Linked DNA regions of Homo sapiens: region 2 is linked to region 1. The links are chromatin contacts, found by Hi-C or POLR2A ChIA-PET in ENCODE. All regions are on one chromosome and are shown on one strand. Each heading gives the region's core, a stretch centred on a gene start or an enhancer-like site at or near the end of the contact. The rest is flanking DNA. Distances are from core to core; before and after follow the strand shown. Region 1 overlaps GAB2 (GRB2 associated binding protein 2). Region 2 overlaps USP35 (ubiquitin specific peptidase 35).

Evidence for each region. Hi-C counts contacts between places; a loop is a spot of excess contacts on that map. ChIA-PET counts read pairs that join two places held with the same protein, here RNA polymerase II (POLR2A). Pooled maps may share reads with other maps.
Region 2: a map of naive thymus-derived CD4-positive, alpha-beta T cell shows a loop between it and region 1 (4-fold over the local background). The contact joins two enhancer-like sites. A Hi-C loop is called at or near these places in 1 of 168 maps with a recorded cell type or tissue (naive thymus-derived CD4-positive, alpha-beta T cell) and 6 of 50 pooled maps. POLR2A ChIA-PET finds 5 or more read pairs at or near these places in 4 of 52 experiments (activated CD4-positive, alpha-beta memory T cell, activated naive CD4-positive, alpha-beta T cell, activated naive CD8-positive, alpha-beta T cell and 1 more).

Annotation. Positions count from the first base shown.
Region 1 is chr11:78,290,768-78,294,307 of GRCh38, forward strand. All of the region lies in intron 1 of GAB2 (GRB2 associated binding protein 2), which reads right to left. Among named protein-coding and RNA genes, the nearest start is that of USP35, 100 kb to the left of the region's middle. Within about 2 kb of position 1,529, at least 2 of the 41 ENCODE cell types and tissues checked have a DNase peak (open chromatin) inside an H3K27ac peak, as active enhancers do.
Region 2 is chr11:78,200,653-78,204,344 of GRCh38, forward strand. USP35 (ubiquitin specific peptidase 35) reads left to right here. Exons shown (of 11, transcript NM_020798.4): 6 at 1-156. Among named protein-coding and RNA genes, the nearest start is that of USP35, 14 kb to the left of the region's middle. Within about 2 kb of position 2,204, at least 4 of the 41 ENCODE cell types and tissues checked have a DNase peak (open chromatin) inside an H3K27ac peak, as active enhancers do.

The sequences.
Region 1 (3,540 bases), core at 279-2,778:
CAAGTACCAGCAGGAGCAGTCTACGGAAAACCAAATTTTATTTTTTTTAGAACGTAAGAACTTTCTAAATGAGTGGTCCAAAGCAGGTCTCTTGGAAACTGGAGAATACTCAACACTGGAGATTTTGAAGAAAGAGGCAAGGTGAGGGATCAGCAAACTTTGTTAAGGATGTTAGCAAATATTTTGGGTTTTACAGGTCATATTTTCTCTGTCATAACTACTCAGTTCTATAGTGGCATGACAGCAACCATACACAATTCATAAGCAAACAGGCATGGCTGTGTTCCAATAAAACTGCTTAGAAAAAGAAGTGGTGGCAGGATTTGTTTGTTGACTCCTGGCCTAAACAAAGGGTGGGAAGGTTGGGGAGTGTGACAGAAGAAGGGCTCAAAGAGTAGATCAAGGCTGGGCGTGGTGGCTCACGTCTGTAATCCCAGCATTTTGAGAGGCCGAGGCAGGCAGATCACGAGGTCAGGAGATTGAGACCATCCTGGCTAATACGGTGAAACCGTCTCTACTAAAACGACAAAAAAAAAAAAAAAAAAAAAATTAGCCAGGCGTGGTGGCGAGCACCTGTAGTCCCAGCTACTCGGGAGGCTGAGGCAGAAGAATGGCTTGAACCTGGGAGGCAGAGCTTACGGTGAGCGGAGATCGCACCACTGCACTCCAGCCTGGGCAACAGAGCAAGACTCTGTCTCTGTCTCAAAAAAAAAAAAGAGTAGATCAATAGATGGACAAGAGACTACCTAAGGTCTATTCTCCCCTATCTTGAGAGACTTACTTTTTTCTTTTTCTTTTTTTTTTTTTTTTTTTTTTTTTTTTGCGACAGGGTCTCCCTCTGTTGCCCAGACGGGAGTGCAGTGGCGCAAACATGGCTCACTGTAGCCCCGACCTCCTAGGCTCAAGCGATCCTCCTACCTCAGCCTCCCATTTAGCTGTGATCACAGGATGCGCCATCATACCCAGTTAATTTTTTTTTTTAGAGATGGAGTCTCACTATGCTGGCTAGGCTAATGTCAAATTCATAGGCTCAAGTAATTCTCCCACCTCAGCATCCCAAAGTGCTGGAATTACAGATGAGCCACTGTACCCAGCCCCTTATGTATTTTTTAACTAAGAAAACATGATATGGTAACACCTCATTTAATCAGATTACTCAGATTCTTAGAACAGAGGGATGTGTTCTTCTGAATAACCACATCTCCACCTGGGAGCTTCACTAAGAGGTGTGTAGGGGTGTGTGTGTGTGTGTGTGTGTGTGTGAGAGAGAGAGAGTCAGTCTTTGTTATTGGTGAATTTTTAAAAAATAAGGCAAAGAGCTTTTTGAAGATACAACTGTTATGTTCTTCATATACCCGCCTAACAGGTTTAAATTATAGGTATCACCCAGTAACCTCAGTTAGATTCAGATTAACCATAAACCTCACTTCATAGGATTCTCTAGGTTTACTGGCAGTTTTTGGTTTTACCCTCTTCAGAAAGCGGGAAGTTAAAAGGACACGCCTATTCCAGGAGTTTCGCAAAAGCCTCTTCCAAGTAATGTCTTGCCCCTTCTACAACCTTAGCCACAAGGCACGTGAGATTTGGTATCAGAAAAGATGATTTGAGACCTTGAGAAGTCCTTAGTCATCAAAGAAGAGTTCTGTTATCTTTGGTATACCAAAGTCAGGGCAGAAGATAGAAGATTCTGGAGGTTTAGAAATATTTTCAACTGTCAACTCTCAGGTGGTGATGTGGTTGAGTTCTAGCTCAAACAAACACAAAGACACAGGGGAATCTGATCTCACTTCTGAACATATGATGTACAAGTCTATCCTAATATATTTCAACACGAAGCTACTATGCCAGTCTCGTGTCCCATAATAGTTAACAGCAAACATTACAAGAGTACAGTGGGAGTCATGTAACAGTTACACATTTTTGAAGGCACACTTCCTGAGCGAGGAAAGGCTTTTTGCTATCCTTCCTCTAGCAATCCTTCGACTACTCTGGACCATAGAGACTTTATACTCTCTGAGGAAATTTTTAAAAGTGTATTTGCTGAGCTCTTGCTACCTGCCATGTGCTTTCTACTCATTATCACATTTAATCCTTTAACAAATGCTGCAAGGTAAATAGGATCCTCTTAACAGGTGAGGAAAAAGAAGTTCATAGAGATTAAACAACTTACAGAGACCACAGCCCAAGATCTTCTTATTCTGTGGGTCCAGACCCACAAAGAACTTGAGGTGAAGCTACTGCAGATGAATTGCTCACTACACTTTGAGAAACACTGGCCACAGAGTTTATGAATTCAAGTTTATAGTTAATTGGTGATGGCAGATGGCAATAATGCAACTAGAATCTAGGCCTCAGCTCCTAGTCCAAAGTTATTTCCACTCCTCAAATGCAGATCCCCTAGAAGAGAGCAGCATAGTTAACTGTATTTGTTCTGGACTCATTCATCTGAGAAAGGGCAGATAAGTACAGTTTCCCTCGGACTCTAAAGGAACTTATTTGCTCCTCGGGCACAGAATGAATTTTTTCTTACCCCAAGACTATGACATTCTGAGGTCAGGGGCTTTTGTATCTCCAGCATTTATTTAGCACAGGACTTGATACTTCCAAAGCACTATATAACTGTTCAATGAAAGTTATACCAAAGGAACAAAATAATGTTTATTTGCTTCTGTTTTGGGGGAAAAAAACCTCTCAGTCAGATGATCTGTTAATTTAACACAATCTCTATTCCAGGTAAGATGGTACACAGACACCATAAACACAAAAGATCACCTAGAATCCTTTATATAAAGCTGACTCCAACTATAGGCTTCAAGGAGTAGATCATGGTAATCTAGATTAAGCCAATTTGCACCATTTCATCCTACATGCCACTGTGATCAGTTTAGCGACAAGCGTTATGTTCCAAGCCAGCTCAGAGTCATTAAGATTCAACTCCAGGACCTTTGTTTTGTGTTACTCAAACTGGCTGTGTCACTGGACAAAGGGTTGTCACAATATTTCCCTGAAGTTGCAGGAACCACTATTTGTCGCCTAAGAACAGCCAACCGAGAGAGAGCAAGAGAAAAAGAGTACGTGTGAGAGTGAGGGAGAGCGAGAGCATGCAAGCAGGTTAAAAGATGGATATTGATGAAATATGAGTCTTTTTTTATTTTTATTTTTATTATACTTTAAGTTTTAGGGTACATGTGCACAACGTGCAGGTTAGTTACATATGTATACATGTGCCATGTTGGTGTGCTGCACCCAGTAACTCCTCATTTAGCATTAGGTATCTCTCCTAATGCTATCCCCTCCCCGCTCCCTCCACCCCACAACAGGCCCTGGTGTGTGATGTTCCCCTTTTTGTGTCCATGTGTTCTCATTGTTCAATTCCCATCTATGAGTGAGAACATGCGGTGTTTGGTTTTTTGTCCTTGCGATAGTTTGCTGAGAATGATGGTTTCCAGCTTCATCCATGTCCCTACAAAGGACATGAACTCATTTTTTATGGCTGCATAGTATTCCATGGTGTATATGTGCCACATTTTCTTAATCCAG
Region 2 (3,692 bases), core at 954-3,453, 89 kb before region 1:
CTCCCTCACATCCCCCCCATGGTGGCCTCTCTGGTCAAGGAGGACTCGAACTCGGGGACCAGCTGCCTGGAGCAGCTGGCGGAGCTGGTCCACTGCATGGTGTTCCGGTTCCCGGGCTTCCCGGATCTGTATGAGCCTGTCATGGAGGCCATCAAGGTGAGCGACAGTCCCCTACTTGGGCCTTGCCCCACTCTGACAAAGGTACCAGTGTGGGCCTTCCAGCGGGCCATACCACAGCTTGGTGGCAGTCCCCGTCATTTGGTGCCTGGCTGTCTCCCATCACCTCCCCAGGTCCATCATGTGCCTCAAGCACACTGAGCCACTCACGTTCCCCAAGTAGGCTGGGCTGCCTCATGGCTGCTCTGGGCTTTTGCACACACTGTGCTTTCTAACCATAAACGCTTCTCTGTCAGTGTAGTATGGAAATTAAAACACGTTCTCTTTCTCTGCTCTGCCTGGACAGCTCCTGCTTACCTTGTAAGTCTCTGTTCTAGTGTTACTTCCCTCAGGATGCCTTTCCTGATCACTCTCAGTACTCCCATGCCCTCCACCAGGCTGGGCTAGGGCCTCGCTGGGCTCCCACAGTCTTGGTACATCCCTCTGTCACATGTTATCACTGTCTGTCTGCCTCCCTTGCCAGACTGTGAGCACTCCAGACCAGGGATAATTTACAGTCGTTCACATGACTTTACTGACGTCCTGCTCTGCACCAAGCCCAGGCTGGGAACTGGGGGCATGGGCATGAAGCAAACGGAGTCTCCTCCATTGAGAGGATCGCAGCCTGGTGAGGGTGACAGACTTGGATACGAGAAACTCTGGTCGGAGCAGCTTTTGAAAATGTCTACAAGGTTTGGCTTGAGAGCAGTGAGAAACCAGAGGAAGGAAAGATCTTCTCCAGTTAGAGAGGACAGATGAGGCCTCTAAGAAGAAAGAGTTTCTTAGAGGCCTCATCAAGCTGGGCTTGACGGGTTGCTAGGATCTGACAGTGACTAACATCTGTGGCTACTGCTACACTTGAGATTATTTTCCTGTATGTTTTGTCTTCTGATGCTCACAAGAAACCTACAAAGATGATACGGTTCATTTCAATCTCATAGATGAGGAAAAGGAGACTTGGAGAAGTTTGGTGACTTGTGCAAAGTCACAGAGGTAGTGAGACATGTAGCTGGAGTCTGGATGGCAGAGCCTTCCCCATTGCCTGATAGAGAAGGCAGGTTGGGTGGGGTGAAGGGGTCTAGGTAGGTGGCCCTTGCAGAACCTTTGATCTGACTTTTACATCTGCAGCACAGCAGACGAGATAACCTGAAAAGTGTCCTGCTACAAAACAGCTAGAAATGCTTGTTAAAATATAACAAACATCACTTTAAGTACATAGCTAAGCTTGCAAGAAAGTAAGGGGGAGTCCCCAGGGGCCAAAAAGGAAGAGATAACTGAATTCCAGAGTGGTAGGTGAGAAACAATGTTCTTTTTCCTCTGGAGTGAGGCAAGTGCGTGGCTGAGATGGCCAATCTCAGTCACAAAGGGACTTGAGTTGGTAGGGACAGGAGGTCAGACTTTGGGCCTATCCCCAGCAGGGAGTTAGCACTAAGAAGCCGACTAAAAGCCAGGACCCAAGAAAGGTTGTACCATTAGCAAAAGAATGGTCTAGGAAAAAATATGCACATGGTTTTAAATAGACATCAGGGAAACTTTTCTGGCTTCGTCTGGGCTCTGGATTGGGGAAAAAAATGTAATCAGTGGCCTGCTCTCATGTGGATTTAGGGGTTCAAATTCATATCATTTTGGGGGTTGTGGCCCTTCCCCACATTAAAAATAGTCATAAACTTGTAGTACCCAAGGGTAACCTGGTAGAAAGACATAAATCAGGCCATAAAGGTAAAGTTCTACTGAAAATGAGTTTATAGTCCCAAAATTATAAAACACACAAAGGAACAATCCTGCATGAATGACAGTTGGTAGATACAACAAACAAAACTTCCGTTATTTACTTGGATCTTCTCAGTTTTTCAAACTTAACACGAGAAAGAACTTTTTGATAATCAAAGCTGCCTTACAATGGAAGGGGCTGCCATGATAGGTCATGAGCCCCCGACAGTGGAGGTGGATGAGGAGGACTTCCCTGTGTCAGGTGTGTTGCCCAAGGGTTTCTACATCGAAAGGGAGGTAGGAGGAAAGCTTGGAGATTCTGTGGCTGGGTCTGTCTGTTTCCTGCTAGACAGGAAACAGTGAGCTTCTGTGGGCAGGAACCCTGTCCTTTTGATCTTTGTGCCTAGTAGATGTCTGTGAGCAAATGAGTGGGTTATTGTTTGAGCAGGACTGTAGGAGAATGCTGTAATGAAGGTGCAGGCAGAGAGGAGGGACCCTGCCCCGGGCACTGAGGAAAACCCATGATGAGTGAGATGCAGGCTTTGCACAGTAGGGGCCCATGGATTGTCTGATCAGGGGATGAGGGGAGTCTGCACATACCTGTACCAGTAGGGGCAGGGAGTTAGGCTTTATAAGATGATACAGATACAGTCCTTCTCAAGGACCCCGCCTTCTCAACCCCGCGCCTTGAGAAGATCCTGGAAAGCTTCATAGAGAAGGGATACAGGAGTTTGATCTTACTGTACGGGGACTGAAAAAGGACACTCTGGATGCATCGGAGGGGAGGCATGGAAGTGGGAACATGTGAGGTTAGTTTGGTGGTAATGTGTGAGGGGGAAGGGAGATCAGAAAAATCAGCAGAGCAGTGCCTTGAAAACTAGGTTGCACCACTCGGCTAGATCTGGGCTTCTCGAACGTTTCCACCCAAGTACTTGACGTCAGAGAGGGGAACTCACCCAAAGTAGCCTGACATGAGCTCTGAGTTTGTCTACAACCTCACTTTATCTCAAAGACTCAAGTATGTATGTCGTAATTATAAACATGTTTACATGTTTTAATATTACATTTTTTTTTTTTTGAGACAGAGTCTTGCTCTGTTGCCCAGGCTGGAGTGCAGTGGCGTGATCTCGGCTCATTGCAAGCTCTGCCTCCCAGGTTCACGCCATTCTCTTGCCTCAGCCTCCTGAGTAGCTGGGACTACAGGCGCCTGCCACCACGCCTGGCTAATTTTTCGTATTTTTAGTAGAGATGGGGTTTCACTGTGTTAGCCAGGATGGTCTCGATCTTCTGATCTTGTGATCCAGCCATCTCGACTTCCCAAAGTATTGGGATTACAGGTGTGAGCCACTGTACCCAGCCCATATTTTTCTTTTCTTTTTTTTTTTTTTTTGAGACGGAGTCTCGCTCTGTCGTCCAGGCTGGAGTGCAGTGGCGGGATCTCGGCTCACTGCAAGCTCCGCCTCCCGGGTTCACGCCATTCTCCTGCCTCAGCCTCCCAAGTAGCTGGGACTACAGGCGCCCGCCACTACGCCCGGCTAATTTTTTGTATTTTTAGTAGAGACGGGGTTTCACCGTTTTAGCCGGGATGGTCTCGATCTCCTGACCTCGTGATCCGCCCGCCTCGGCCTCCCAAAGTGCTGGGATTACAGGCGTGAGCCACCGCGCCCGGCCTATTTTTCTTTGAATGTTAGAAAAGATGGCTTCACATTTGTTCTGTGGCTTCGAACACTCCTGGTACAAGCCAGTTTGAGAGGCAAGGCAGCAAATTATAGGATTTTACTGCTTATAAAATTATTTCGCATGGGTTCTATGAGTACATCCTTTTG